Regions from separate parts of the Homo sapiens genome. Here region 1 is linked to region 2. A link is a loop called in an ENCODE intact Hi-C map of the cell type or tissue named here. Cell type or tissue: OCI-LY7. All regions are shown on one strand. Links, peaks and the distances in the headings refer to the core of each region. The heading gives the core; the rest is flanking DNA.

The links. A loop is a pair of places that touch in the nucleus more often than their neighbours do. Peaks named below come from ENCODE experiments on the same cell type or tissue, not always from the same donor. Only the 100,000 strongest peaks of a DNase experiment are listed, where the experiment ranks them.
Region 1: a loop joins it to region 2, with 4 times the contacts of the local background. A loop is called at or near these places in 2 of 110 quality-filtered maps.

What each region holds. Positions count from the first base shown.
Region 1 is chr2:7,591,708-7,598,652 of GRCh38, reverse strand. No RefSeq gene overlaps it. Among named protein-coding and RNA genes, the nearest start is that of LINC01871, 130 kb to the left of the region's middle. In OCI-LY7, for the core only: no CTCF peak of the experiment used is centred there; a DNase peak (open chromatin) is centred at 3,252; H3K4me3 peaks cover 1,889 bases; H3K27ac peaks cover 2,098 bases.
Region 2 is chr2:7,662,086-7,669,030 of GRCh38, reverse strand. LOC101929510 (a long non-coding RNA gene) reads right to left here. Exons shown (of 5, transcript XR_007088657.1): 1 at 6,862-6,945; 2 at 2,517-2,976; 3 at 1,261-1,470; 4 at 1,107-1,184. Among named protein-coding and RNA genes, the nearest start is that of LINC01871, 60 kb to the left of the region's middle. In OCI-LY7, for the core only: a CTCF peak has its summit at 3,325 (motif pointing right); DNase peaks (open chromatin) are centred at 2,950 and 3,350.

The DNA.
Region 1 (6,945 bases), core at 1,342-5,341, 70 kb after region 2:
GTTGCTGGCCCCTATCCCTTGAGTTTCTGTTTTGTTTTGAGTAGGGACCTAGAATTTACATTTCTAAGAAATGTCCAGGTGATTCTGATGTTGCTTGTCTGAGAAACTGTGCTGTGTGAGAACCAATGCTTTACACAATGGTGAACCTCGAATTGAGCTAAGTCTTCCCAGGATCTTTGGTGTTTTCAGCCCTCAGCTATTAAAAATTACTAATACGGGCCACTCACAGTGGCTCATACCTGTAATCTCAACACTTTGGGATGTCGAGGTAGGTAGATCACTTGAGGTCAGGAGTTTGAGACCAGCCTGACCAACATGGTGAAACCGGTCTCTACTAAAAGTATGAAAATTAACTGGGTATGGTGGTGCATGCCTGTAGTACCAGCGACTTGGGAGGCTGAGCCCGGAAATCGCTTGAACCCGGGAGGTGGAGGCTGCAGTGAGCGAAGATCACACCACTGCACTCCAGCCTGGGCGACAGAGTGAGACTCTGTCTCAAAAAAAAAAAAATTTACTAAAGCAAGAAGATACAGCAATACAGCAATTATTAACTTTTGCTTCTTTTGTTCTCATCACCTGAAAATCCAAATCTACCTGTCTTGTACATCTCAAGTAGAATACCCCTCCTTCAAGGAAAAATTTCCCAAAATGTTATCTGTCTCGTGCAAAGACTTCCTAAATCTTCCAATTGAGAGGAGTCTTTCCCTCCATAAACAGCCACAGCAGGCATTCTCACAATGCCCATCTCTGTCTATCTGGGAGTATTTGTGTCTGTGTAGACATATTATATGTATCAAATCTCCCACCTTCCATGCCCCAGAAGATGCTGGGTAATCAAGTCTAAGCTGGTAACTAGGCATAAGTCTCTCTACAAAAGCACCAGACAACCTTTGATTTCTATTCCTGAAAAAAGAAACACTGTTTTAAACTATGACTGAATATTGACATCACACACTTAGAAACACAAACACACACACACATCCATCTAAATGAAAAAAATATACTTCTCTGAAGGACCACATCCCAAAAGTCAATCTGACAAAAGAATAATTGGAAGCTTTAAATACAAAATTATTTTTGGAGGAATGTTGATCTCAAAATGGAGGAAGCCTCTTCTTTAAGTTTCTTTCCTGCCTGCCACTGCTCACTTTGTATGTGGCCCCTACATATAGTTTTGTGTTTCCACAGGATCCGAGGTGTGTGTGTGTTCGTGTGTGCCCGTGTGTGCTTGTGTATGTCTTCATGAACTCTGTTTCCCTCTTCGGCTGTAGGTTCTGTTTTGTATTATGTTCATCTGCATTAAGTCTGTTTGGTGTGATTCTTACAGATGGCATAGAAGAGTATTATTGAAATGACGTTTCTAGTAGCCTGGACACCTTCCAGCACATTCAAATCATAGGACCAAATTCTTTCATCTAATTAAGTTTGAAAATAATTTAGCTGATTGATAGTTTGGGTAGAAAGAACTTCTCTAGACCAGGGAGCCAAAAATGGCACATGCTTGAAGTAATCTCACCTCCTGCCATATTCAGAACTTACCATAAATTACTTCTGCTAATATGTTTCCTGAAATACACTCAAATTATCTATAGCAAAAACCTCCTTGGAAAATTCGATCCGTCCCCTCTATTGTGCTTGTTGTGAACTCAACCCTGTGTAACCAACATCTTTCTCTTTCTTTCTTCACGCTTTGGTGAGTACACAATTTGCAAACTTCAGGGACGGAAATTAACAAAGAAACATTTTTATTAGCAGTCCTAATTTCACATTCTATTAGTGGATCAATTACCTAATGCAAAGACATACAACCAACTTAATAAATAATAATTATTATTAGGATCACCTGCATACAATCACAATCAATTCACTATTTACTCTTTTGAAAACCAAGACCTTTCACCACAGGGGAGTAAATGGAAAATAGATGAATACGATCAGGTTGATTGCTGCACTAACTACTCAGAGTTTGTGCCAAATTGAGGTACATCCGTAATAGAACCTTGAGAACACAGAGGAAACCACTCCGGTTCCAGATTGCTTTTTCCTCTACACTCGCTGGGAAACACCTCACCGGTGGAACTGCTTCTCACTCATCTTGTAACTCCAGCACTTCACACATATGTAATAGGCACTTAATATGTGTTTGTAGAGTTGAATATAAAACCTACATATACTCCTTCTAAATTTCTGCTTCGTATTCTATCCAAATAAAAAGTGTGCAAGCTTAAGGCTTGTATACTCTCATATAATTTGAATTCTGGCATTATTTTGTTTATTTAATTATTTAGCCAGTTGGTGATCTAGTTAGTTTTGTGGTTTAGTGTTTTCAAATACTTTGAGTAGAGAAGAAGCCAAGCATGCTTGTTATCAGAGAAAAAAACATTTTTTTTCCAAACCATGGAAATCCTACGTTATTCTAGATTATCTGGATAGTGACATATTTTCTAAATTCACAAGTAATTCTCAAGCAAGACTAGAAATCTCTCTGTTCGAAATGTGTTGTCAAGACTCAGGTACATTATGGAATCCATTTCATCCCCAAAATATAGCTGACAGCATTTTTTAGGTAAATCCTTTACATCTGCGCCAAAGCCACTCAGTTTTCATTATCTTGTATTTTAAGATCAATTATCTTTTAATATGATTCTAAAATTATTCTCAAAGCTAAAGTCAATGTTGGCTGATTTCGCCATTTGATTTCTTCATAGTTATTTAACTAATAGCTGTAAAGCCACAAATGAATACTGGAAAAAAATGGAAGAAAAAGAGTTGTTATCAAAAGCTATGCTTTTCTTTAGTTTCAATTGCCCGCATACAACCATATTAATTTAAAATTATGAGCTAGAGATAGAAATACATGAAAATGTTTCACTGAGCCTTTGTTGGTCTTATAATTCCAATTCCACTTTCTATTTTTTTTTTAAGCAATTAATTCCACAACTAACACTCTGTGGCGGATGTCATTCAAACTGCAGAAGCTTATTGGGTAGTTAAAAGGATAAAATCAAGTAGTCATTCTACTAATCCCTTTACAAGGAAACAGCTTTCTGCATAAAAAGTGGAACTTATGTGGCCATTAGCAGATGCTACATCAAGCGACCAAAAATATACACATTTAAATTCTTAAGCACAATCTATGAACACTACACAGATGGTTTCCAAGAAACTGTACCTAAATTGATTACGATAAAAATGATCTGCTGCAATTGTTTCTGTCAAAAGGGAGAACAGAATTTGTCCCAATGTGTCGCTCTGCCCACTCATGCAGAGAACCCAGCTGCTGGGACAGATGTTGCTCTAAGCACTTTATTTTAGGGTCATTAAAATGGTTACAGGGGTTAGTCATCCCCTGTTTTATAAATTGTGCTTACTAGCTGAGCTCAACAGATGCTAGAAAACTTCTTTGTAGTTGATCAGAAACAAAGTTTCATCTCAGATCCCCTCTACCTTGTGCTTATATGCAGAAATTAGGAACAAATGGAGATGAACAGTGAAACAAAGAAGTGTGTAAAAATCCTGGCACATTTGATCCAGGAAGGTGTCTTTACATAGCTCTGTTAATAATGCTGATGCTGGCCTTGGAGCATCCTTCGGCTGACAATGCAAAGCTGTCTTGAAGGCTTGCATGTGCTCACGTCATTTAAGAACTTTGGGGTCCTCTACTCATATTGTATAAATGCATGTTTCAAATTGATCCTATTCTGTGCTGTCATCCTTGACAAAGTGCTCCACAGAATTTGTCAGACAATAATACAGATATTCCTATTGCTCCTAGAGCACACTTCTTTAGAAGATATTTCTAAGCCTTTATGAGAATGTTGTTCTGCTCTCTCCATTACAAGCCACGGTATCCCTATTGAGCTCTGATTTTCTTTTATCATGATATATTGGACTGACACCTAATACATCAGCAAAAATCCAGGAATATCAGCGAAATCAACCTATACAAAATAAGCATACATACCATTGTGGGAAGGTAGCTATTCATGTATAAATAGATGGGATTCATGTTAACGGTGGCTTAAACTATTACTACTCCTACACTTTAATAATCTAGGCTGCAGAACCGATAACAATGCTGACAAATTAATGGAGGCACAAGGACACAATGTGCTACTATCCTACAGAAAAATCAGGAATTCAGTGGGGACAACTTGCTCAATAACGAAGGCTAGAGGAGAGACGAGAGAACAGCAGGAGAGGGGAGACAGTGGGAGCCAGGCTGCGAGCTATTCTAGAGAAGGGGTGTTCTAAAGTAGATGGGGGCTGAAAGTGTTGTGAAACTGATATGATTCCAAGGAAGGACAGATAGGCAAGGACTTTGGCTACTTTAAAAAACCCAAGGCTCTCCAGAGAGTTAAATTAAATATATATATATTTAATTTATATATAGAAATATATATTTATATTTTATATTTTTATTTATATATTTTATATATTTATATATAAATATATTTATATATTTTATATATTTGTATATAAATATATTTATATATTTTATATATTTATATATAAATATATTTATATATTTTATATATTTATATATAAAGATATTTATATATTTTATATATTTATATATAAAGATATTTATATATTTTATATATTTATATATAAATATATTTATATATTTTATATATTTATATAAATATATTTATATATTTTATATATTTATATAAATATATTTATATATTTTATATATTTATATAAATATATATATTTATATATTTATATAAATATATATAAATATATATATTTATATAAATATATATAAATATATATATTTATATAAAAATATATAAATATATATATTTATATAAAATATATAAATATATATTTATATTAAAATATATTTATATTAAATATATATAAATATATATATTTAATATATATATACACATAAAGAGAGAGAGAGAGAGTTTTGGAGCAAGGGCAGGCCAACAGTATGTGGAGCCTGAAGCTTATACAAATAATTGGTGGTGGGGGCTGGGAAGCAGGGATCTATAAGAAAGAAAACACAATTCTATGAGCTCAAAATTAGGTACAGAGTCTTGGCAGTGGCCCATGCAAATGATGACAGTGGAGCTTAAACTGAGTTTCTTGGGAAATCTGCAACTGCTTTTGAGCCATTAGTAGAATTCCACATACTTCTTTCCCAAGTAAACATTGCTTGGCTTACTTAATATTGCTGGAAAAGTAAAGAATTTGTACTGTAGTGCAGTGTTTCTCAAACTGGGATCTGCAGGCCAGCAGTGTCAGGTTCATTGGGAAACCAGTTAAAAAGGCAAATTCTCAGACGTTGACTTGGAGTCATTGAGTCAGAAACTTCAGGGGTAGGTCCAGCAATTTGTGTGTATGTGTGTGTGTTTGTTGTTGTTGTTTGTTTGTTTTTTAACCAAGCTCTGCAGGGGATGGTGATGCACCCTCAGGTTTGAGAACCATGACTGTAGGGTATCCATCAACCCCAAAGTCTCCAACTAAAAGCTAAACCAATTTAAGTAATTTTTAGAATTCAGGTGAAACCAGTAACTGAAGATTAAGCACATAAATAGGAAGAAGATCTAAAAACAAATAATCTTCAGTTGACATAAAGAAACATGGAAACCACTTTGATTCAGAAATGGAGATTCACTTGCCTTCTGTGCATCCCCCAGAGTGCCCCTGACCTGTCCTCCCACCCAGTCCTTGCTACGGGACTACTTGATTCTGCTTACTCTGTCTTTCCTGTTCTGAGCATCAATCGGTCCCAGAGCCGAGGTGTGTTCTGCTTTGTGCTGCCCCCACGTTTATTTCTTCAGCTCCCCACTGCCAGCTTCTTCTCTTGTTCACTGGCCCATTTGCAGATCTTGATTCACTTACCTGCTCTCTCATTAATGTTGCAAGAACTCTGCTAGGCACTGCAGAAAGAGCAGACTATAAAATTAAAAGAACCCCAGGCTTCACAGTACTATACTTGCAAGCTAACCTGATTTCAAGGCTGCATGAACTCTGAGAGGGCAGTTGAGGTGGACGGGACAGGGGACCTGACCCAGCTGATGCCCTGTGTGTGGGAGTTGAGGAGGATTCAGGCACTGATACCCTAAAATGAGACTTCAAGCCAAGTAACACTCACTTAATTCCTTCAAAGTCTTTCTCATTTGTTTTGTTTTGGTTCAGGTTTTCTTTTGTGTGAGGGAGTGGGACAGAGGGACTCACACTCCATGAAAAGAACTACCCAAAGCCCACAATTGAGGGTCCAGAGCTACTTCCAGTCAGTAGAAGGAAGGGTAGGACTCATGCTGCGTAGCAGGAGATGAAGGAGAGGGGTGGGCTAGAAGCCAAATTTTTAAAAATGTTTGGATTTTATGCGCAGGGTTGAGGACTAAGCTCTGATTTTTTTATCTCGCCCAAATTCCTTTCTAAGGGATCTGGGGAGTCATACCCTAAAAACCATAAATTCTCATCCTATGGGTTTTATTTATCCCTGTATATCCTGACTTACTTTCCATTCTGACTCCAGCATAACAGGGGAAAAAATCAAAATGTTTTACCCCAAAATATATTTCCTTGCCATACCTTGGAATTGCCCTGAAAAGTCTCTTGTGGAACAAAATCCACATTCTATAGACAATCCCCTTTCTCCTTTGTTTTCCTTCCTTCCTTTCCAAATCTAGGAGATAATCAACTCAGAGGCAGGCACCCTTTTAAGTCCCATAAGAAACATTTTACAACCTGCTCTCTCTGAAGTCTGCTATCTGAGAGCTTCCTCTGCATAATAAAACTTGGTCTCCACAATCCCTTATAGTCACCTCAACATTTCCTTTGATCCCAGGTCTTCAGATAAACTCAACCAATTGTCAACCAGAAAATGTTTAGATTTACCTATAGCCTGGAAGCCGCCCCCCCAACCCCCCGACCCCCGCTTTGAGTTGTCCCACCTTTCTGAAAGAAACCAATGTATTTCTTAAA
Region 2 (6,945 bases), core at 1,541-5,540:
TATAACTTCTCTGTCCAACTTTGCCTTCAGTGACATCATGTTGGTAGCTTGAAATTGAGCATGGTAGAAATATTTATAAAACAGAAATTGGCAAACACTGTAAAACAAAACTTGATTTAATGCTCTGTTGATTGACTAGACTTAAGAAAGTATTGCAGAAAATGTCAGTAATGCAGATTAAACCTAATAGTGTGCTGTGCATGTAGCTACTACATTGTGTATAGCAAAAGATATTGAAGAAATATTCTTCCTGTATTTGAATACCATTATCCAATTAGACAAAAAGTTCCTCACATCATTGAACAAAGGGTGAAATTCCGATATACATAGCAATGAACCAGAAACAGACTTTGATTTACTAAATGTATAATAGTTTGTATGAGAATGAGAACTAGTTTAACAATAGATCACATATTGGACTTAATGATAACAAATTTAATGAGGAAAGAGCAGAAAGGGATTCAGTTTCAATTATCAAATCATAACTGAATTGTAACCATAGGTTGGCTACAGATACTGCAGCTTGGCAAAAATCAGTGAAAGTATTCTGTAAGAATTAATTGCTTATGTAAAATTTGCAATAAAGAGTATTGTGTATTTTATTATTTGTAAATTGTGTGATATACATCCTTTATATGAGTAAAGTTTATAATGACATTATATACATGTATATATATTCTAGCAATTTTTATTTGGCGAGCTTGTTGTTAAATATTTACCTGCAAATCACTGTGTGCGTTCTTCATTGTAAAATGCAATCATAGTTGATTTTGAACAAGGGAATGTAGAGCCCTAGCTACGTTATGGGCATTATCTCCCCACTTTTCCTAGAGATGTATCCTCTCCTATTACTTTATAAAATATATGTAGCTTAACTTTTGTTTTCTGGGGGGTAAGGGCATTCAGAATATCCCCATCTCTGCTCTGCCTGTAAAATACCTATACATGCTTTATCTTTTTTTATATCATAAAGCATACAACTAACATATGCTTCTTAAAAAGACACCAGGAAAAAACACTTAAGCTTCATAACTATCAGTGAGACCCCCAAAATAGCATCTTTCAATTTTCCCTACTGCAGTTCTCTAGCTTAGAAATTCCCATACCTCCAGTGCTGACTCTGGTAACTGTCCTCTCCACTAGAAATCCCATAGTGTAGAGTCCCATTCCAAAACAAAAGATACCTAAGGAAAAAAATAAATTTAGATTTTTAAATAAATAAATCAGGACTCATGAAAGCTGCTTCTCAATTTTACATACCCATAACGTTGCCCACTTTGCCCTCAAAGGATGATGATTATTTTGTCTTCAGGAAGATGATCCTTCTGTCTGAAGCTCTTTTGCCTGTTTGTGGTATTTAATGTTGACCCCGCCGTCTACATCTCTGGGTTAAGTCATGGAGGAAGGAAGCCCTGTGTGTGGACAAGGTGCCTGGCTCTGGTGACCTTCTCCATCATCACGTGATCTCACCTATAAACACAGCATCCCAAAGAAGATGACAAATTAAAAAAAAGAAAAAAAGCTTATCTGAATGACCTTCAATCAAAGTCTTCCTCAAGATCTCACTTCCTCTTCTCTACTCTCAAAACCTGAGCCCTAATTTTTTCCTCTAAACCTAAAAAGATACCCAGTTTTGATTGCTAAAATGTTTCCAACACAAGTAAAATAATTCGACTTAATGGATAGAGGATGACTACTGAAATTCATTTATCTCGATTTGGTATATTTAAATACCAAGAAAGATCAAGGAATTCATATTGGCTACATATGCGCTAATGAGATAATCAGGGTTTAATGAAAACCAACAGTTATTAGCTAATCAGTTCAGCTTGGTGACTATTGGTCTGTTATGGCAGGACAAGAATAATTAAGTGATACTTAGAGGTATGAGAAGAATGTTAGTCAGAAACTGATGTATCTACAGAAGGCTCCAAATGGCCGACGTTTAATGGTCCTCTCTACGTTGCCATGACAACTCACTTGGTAACTCGTGTATCCTCAGTTTAGGAAAACAAGGGGCAGAGTGTTCTTAGGAAGGTGCCATCCCCTTTAAGCGGATCTATAAGCATCACAGATGAACAGAACTTTAAACATTCCGCCATGAATATTCATGAAGTAAGTTGTTTTTTGTTGCCTGCCTAGTCAGCAGTCACAAAACACATGGTGTGTGTTGGCAGCATCTTGCCTAGGTAGAGGGCTAGGGACTGAGGCAATGGCAGGAACCAGGACCTGTGAGGCTGACTGACATTTCCATCTGTAGCAAAGGCTGGTAATTAACAGGAAGGAGTATGCCTGCAGCATTGCACCATCTGCTAGGGAAACGGCTCAATAAGAAAGGAACTGGATGGAATCTCAGCAGTGGCGCGATCTGGTTCCGACATGAGGCTGGGCATCTGTTAGCTGAGGAGATAGACTATTAGGAAATTCAACTGGGAATGAACAACATGGAAAGAGAGCACTCTGACCTAGCCCATAAAAGCAACTCTTCAGAAATGGTGTCTTTTTATCTTACTTACCCAAGTCTTCTGAAAATGGTTTGCTCAGGGACCATTACAGATCTGTTTGAAATAACACAATGGTTTCAAAAATGCTGTTTTATTCCAACATGAAATTCTTGAAATCAGGATACAGCTGTCATCTTTTGACAATAGAGCTAATTTCAGAGCGAGGATATGAGGTTAAATTCCTTCTTTTGTTGTTTAGATTGGGGAGCAGCGGAGAGAAACAAAAATGATCATTTAAATGCTATGCTGTTCAAAATTGAGAAGGCAAAAAACCCTGGGATGCCCTGATGGAAACTGAGCAGGTCAGAAATCACCCCAAAATTCTTACAATGTCTTCATATTTCTGTTTTGCTTTTTCTATCTGACATCTGCTTCACAATGCAAATCTTCCTCACTGTGGAAAACCACACTTCTGGGCTTCAGGCATAGTCGTACTTGACTACTTTCGGCACTGTGGTTTCAGGTACCAGATCTAGAAATGGGAGTAAGTGCATGAAACAGATAGTGTCTGTTACTGTCACTGGCCCTGTTTGAGGGCAGGATGAGTAGGGAACACATTTCTGAGGCTTCCCTTTGGCTTGCACCTGCCCTCGCCCCATACTCTTAGGAGGTACATAAACCCCTTCCGCAGTGGAATGCATCTTTGAGAGGAACCAACACACAGAAAACTTGATTTTTCCCATCAGCTTATGGTTGATGCCACTTTTAAGAATATAAATGTGTTATTAATCTTTCAACAATCAGGAAGAAGTTATTGACTCAAACTATCTCAATCAGGTTAGAGGTTCGTGTCTATGAGCACCATTCCATTGACTGAAACTACCGACTCTCACATGAAGTCCAGCAGATGGCAGATGACTCGTGTGTGTGTGTGTGTGTGTGTGTGTGTGTGTGTGTGTGTGTGGCAGTGTTACTAAATTGGAGCCATTGAGTGATATTTACTGAGACCTCATGGTACCATATGGAATTGAAGAATATATAGGCCTTGGAATTTAAATTCCTCTAAGAAAGATGGACACAGGCTTCAGATTTAGAGCCTTTTTTTTTTTTCTCATTCTCTCTCCTCTTGTGAATGCTGATTATTTTGCTAATCCAGGGAAATGCTGGTGTCTGAAAGGGCTAGTGTGAAACAAATAGAAAAAAATCTTATCCTTGTCAGATATGAGAAAGATTAACTGGAAAAAACAGACACTTCATCCAGTCTTGTGTTGGTAAGGTTTAACAACCTCTCCCAGCGGAGAATGAAGAGGTCCTGATTTGTAGCATTTTCCAAATTCTATGCTGTAAATATTCTCACTGTGGCCAATGGCAAACTACCCTCATCTGATCACTGAAGGCAGATTTGGGAGAAGATGGATACCGTCAGCTCTCTGGAACTGGTGGGGGCTGGCTTGAACGCTCCTCTGATTTTATTCCTGCATGCTTCATATATAACAAATTGGTAACACCAGTTTTTGTTATGTTGGTGAAAGTGGTCCTCCTTCCACATATTGAGAGCATAATAGATTTGAATATTGTTTTACTGCCAACAAAATCCATTCATATGCATTAATTCATTTGATATTCATAGCCCTAATGATATAGTCAGAAACGGAGGCTCAGTGACATGCCACAGGCCACATAATTTAGCAAGTGGAGATGTGACTACATTTCTAAGGTAGGTCTTTTCTTATTTAAGAGTTTGCTTCTAGACAGACACCTGTTCATCCCTTGGCATGGAACTGAGCAGCCAACCGGATGAATCCACGCCTTTGTCTCCCTTCCTTTGTATTTCTGTTCTGCGCTCTGTTACTTAGCTGTATTTTGACCTCAACCTTCACCCTTTACCTCATCTCAGCTGAAGTACTTGAAGTTGTCTTAGAGTATGGATAGCAGTGACATGGCGGCACAACTTCACTATTTCTCCTGGCAGACTGGAGTGGCTCAGAGTGCAGCCCTCACATTGCCTTCCCTTGTCCAGCCCACAGGGCCTGGGCAACACTGGGCATCCTCAAATCAGGAACCTAGGTGCCAGGCTGTATTCTAGGGGCTCATTCAATGTTACTTATTGTAAGTTGCAACAATAAAGAATTTAAGAGTCATTAAATAAAGAATTTAAAGAGTCATTAAAAAGTGGAAAATGAGAAGTGCCATTGCGCGTAGGAAGCTGGACAACATCACAGCACTGCAGATGTAAAATGCAAACTTCATGGCTGGAACCCTCAATCAGCTATACAGGATTTTTTAGCAAACACACCAGTATCATTGAGTAGAATTCTATGTGGCAAGTATTTTGCCACTTATAGGTGACACAGACATTAACAAAATAGTCTCTGCTCTCAAACATCTCACCTTATATTGTTCTTCCAGGGGAAATAACTCTGACTGTAAATTCTCTAGGCAGCCATACCACTTAAAGTCACTGTAGTGAGTTAATAGTAAACCAATAATATCATTGTATCTTTGGGGAGTCACTTAAGGGTTACTTGTCGCAAAGTGAGTGCTTCAGCTTCATCATGGAGAAGACCCCCATAATTTGGGAGGTTTCTACCATGATAGGTTACATTGGAAAAATTGATGGCTCAAGATTGAAAAGAGCTCCATTAACTCCAAGGTTGCTGGAGAGCTGAAACCAACTGTCTTACATGGGCCTGTTCCCCCATGTGTGAAGATGACAACTCTGATCCAAAAAAAACCATGAATTTAAATGACTTGGTGGTTGTATGGGTGACTTTTCTCCCTCTCTCTCTCTCTCTGCCTTTTTTTTTTTTTTTAGATGGAGTTTCATTCTTGTTGCCCAGGCTGGAGTGCAATGGTGCGATCTCGACTCACTGCACGCTCCGCGTCCCGGATTCAAGTGATTCTCCTGCCTTAGCCTCCCGAGTAGCTGGGATTACAGGCACTTGCCACCATGCCCAGTAATTTTTGTATTTTTCGTAAAGACAAGATTTCACCATGTTGGCCAGGCTGTTCTTGAATCTGAAACTATTAAACATGAGGAAATGGAACACGGGTTCAGAGATATCTCCATGATATTGACTTTAAGAAACTGATGCTCTTAGAAAATTTGGTTTCTCACCCTTTGCTTCCTTGTTCTCTGTTCTGGTTCTCAGAATCATGAGTGCTTGGAGAGCAGAACTGATCAATTCTCCTTTGAACCTTCCACTCTGCCTGCCCATATAGGGCCTGGTAGGTAGTAGCTAAGTAGTTTTTCATTATTAAATTACATGTAATTTATGGAGGCCTTTTTATTTTTTACTATTTTTTCATTACTTTCTTATTACATGAGTAATGAGCATTCATTTTAGAATAAATGCAAAATTTAAATACAAAGAAATATTTTAAAAACATCTCTTGCTTTATTCCAAAAACTGATGTTAACATTTTAAAAAGATTAATATACTTGCAGAATATTTGTGTATGCTTATGTTTTATCAAAAATATTCTATATTGAACATGCCATTTAGATATTTGTCTTACTTTTTTCACCAAACTTTTTAACATGTATTTTCATGTGGTTAAATGTTCTTCTACAATATCATTTTTAAGTCTACATAGTGTTGCACTACATGGCTGATCAGTTTTATTCAACTAGGCCTTTGGTACTAAACATTCTGGGTTGTTTAAAGTTTTCTCTCATTTTAGCACTTTGGGAGGCTGAGGTGGACGGATCATGAGGTCAAGAGATCAAGATCATCCTGGCCAATATGCTGAAACCCCGTCTCTACTAAAAATACAAAAATTAGTTTGGCATGGTGGCACGCGCCTGTAGTCCCAGCTACTCGGGAGGCTGAGGCGGGAGAATCACTTGAACCCGGGAGGTAGAGGTTGCAGCGAGCTGAGATAGAGCCACTGCACTCCAGCCTGGCAAAAGAGCAAGAACCCATCTCAAAAAAAAAAAACAAATTTTTTTTTGTAAAAGGTTTGTTGAGCATAATTTCACCTAAATTGAATAACCAACCACACATTTACTTTATGATATATTCCTAAAAGTAGAATCGATAGATTACAGGCCTTTGTCCTATTGATATCTCTCCAGAAAAGTTGTATCCTTTTGTGAAGTTATTAATCCAACAAACATTTATCGGTAGTATTATTTGGTTCTATGTTCCTATAGTGTACAAAGAGGGGGCTCAATCATTAAGAGTTATCTATGAAATTTTTCACATTTACCAACAAAGGATCTTACAATATCATTACCCTACACATTTTTATTTAATATTGCCTTACAAAAACTCTACAAGATGTCAGAAAAACAAAGACTTATATCTAGTTCTTTTTATATCAGTCATATTGATTACTACCATACTAATTATGAGATGAAGACTATGAAATACTCAATTTTTTGCAGTGACAGCATTGTGTCTAGCCCTCTTACCTTTAACAATGTGTGGGACAGGGTGTTTTACAGGATGGCTTTCAAAAATCTTGTCTTTAATCAAGCAGTAGTTTTCACATAAAT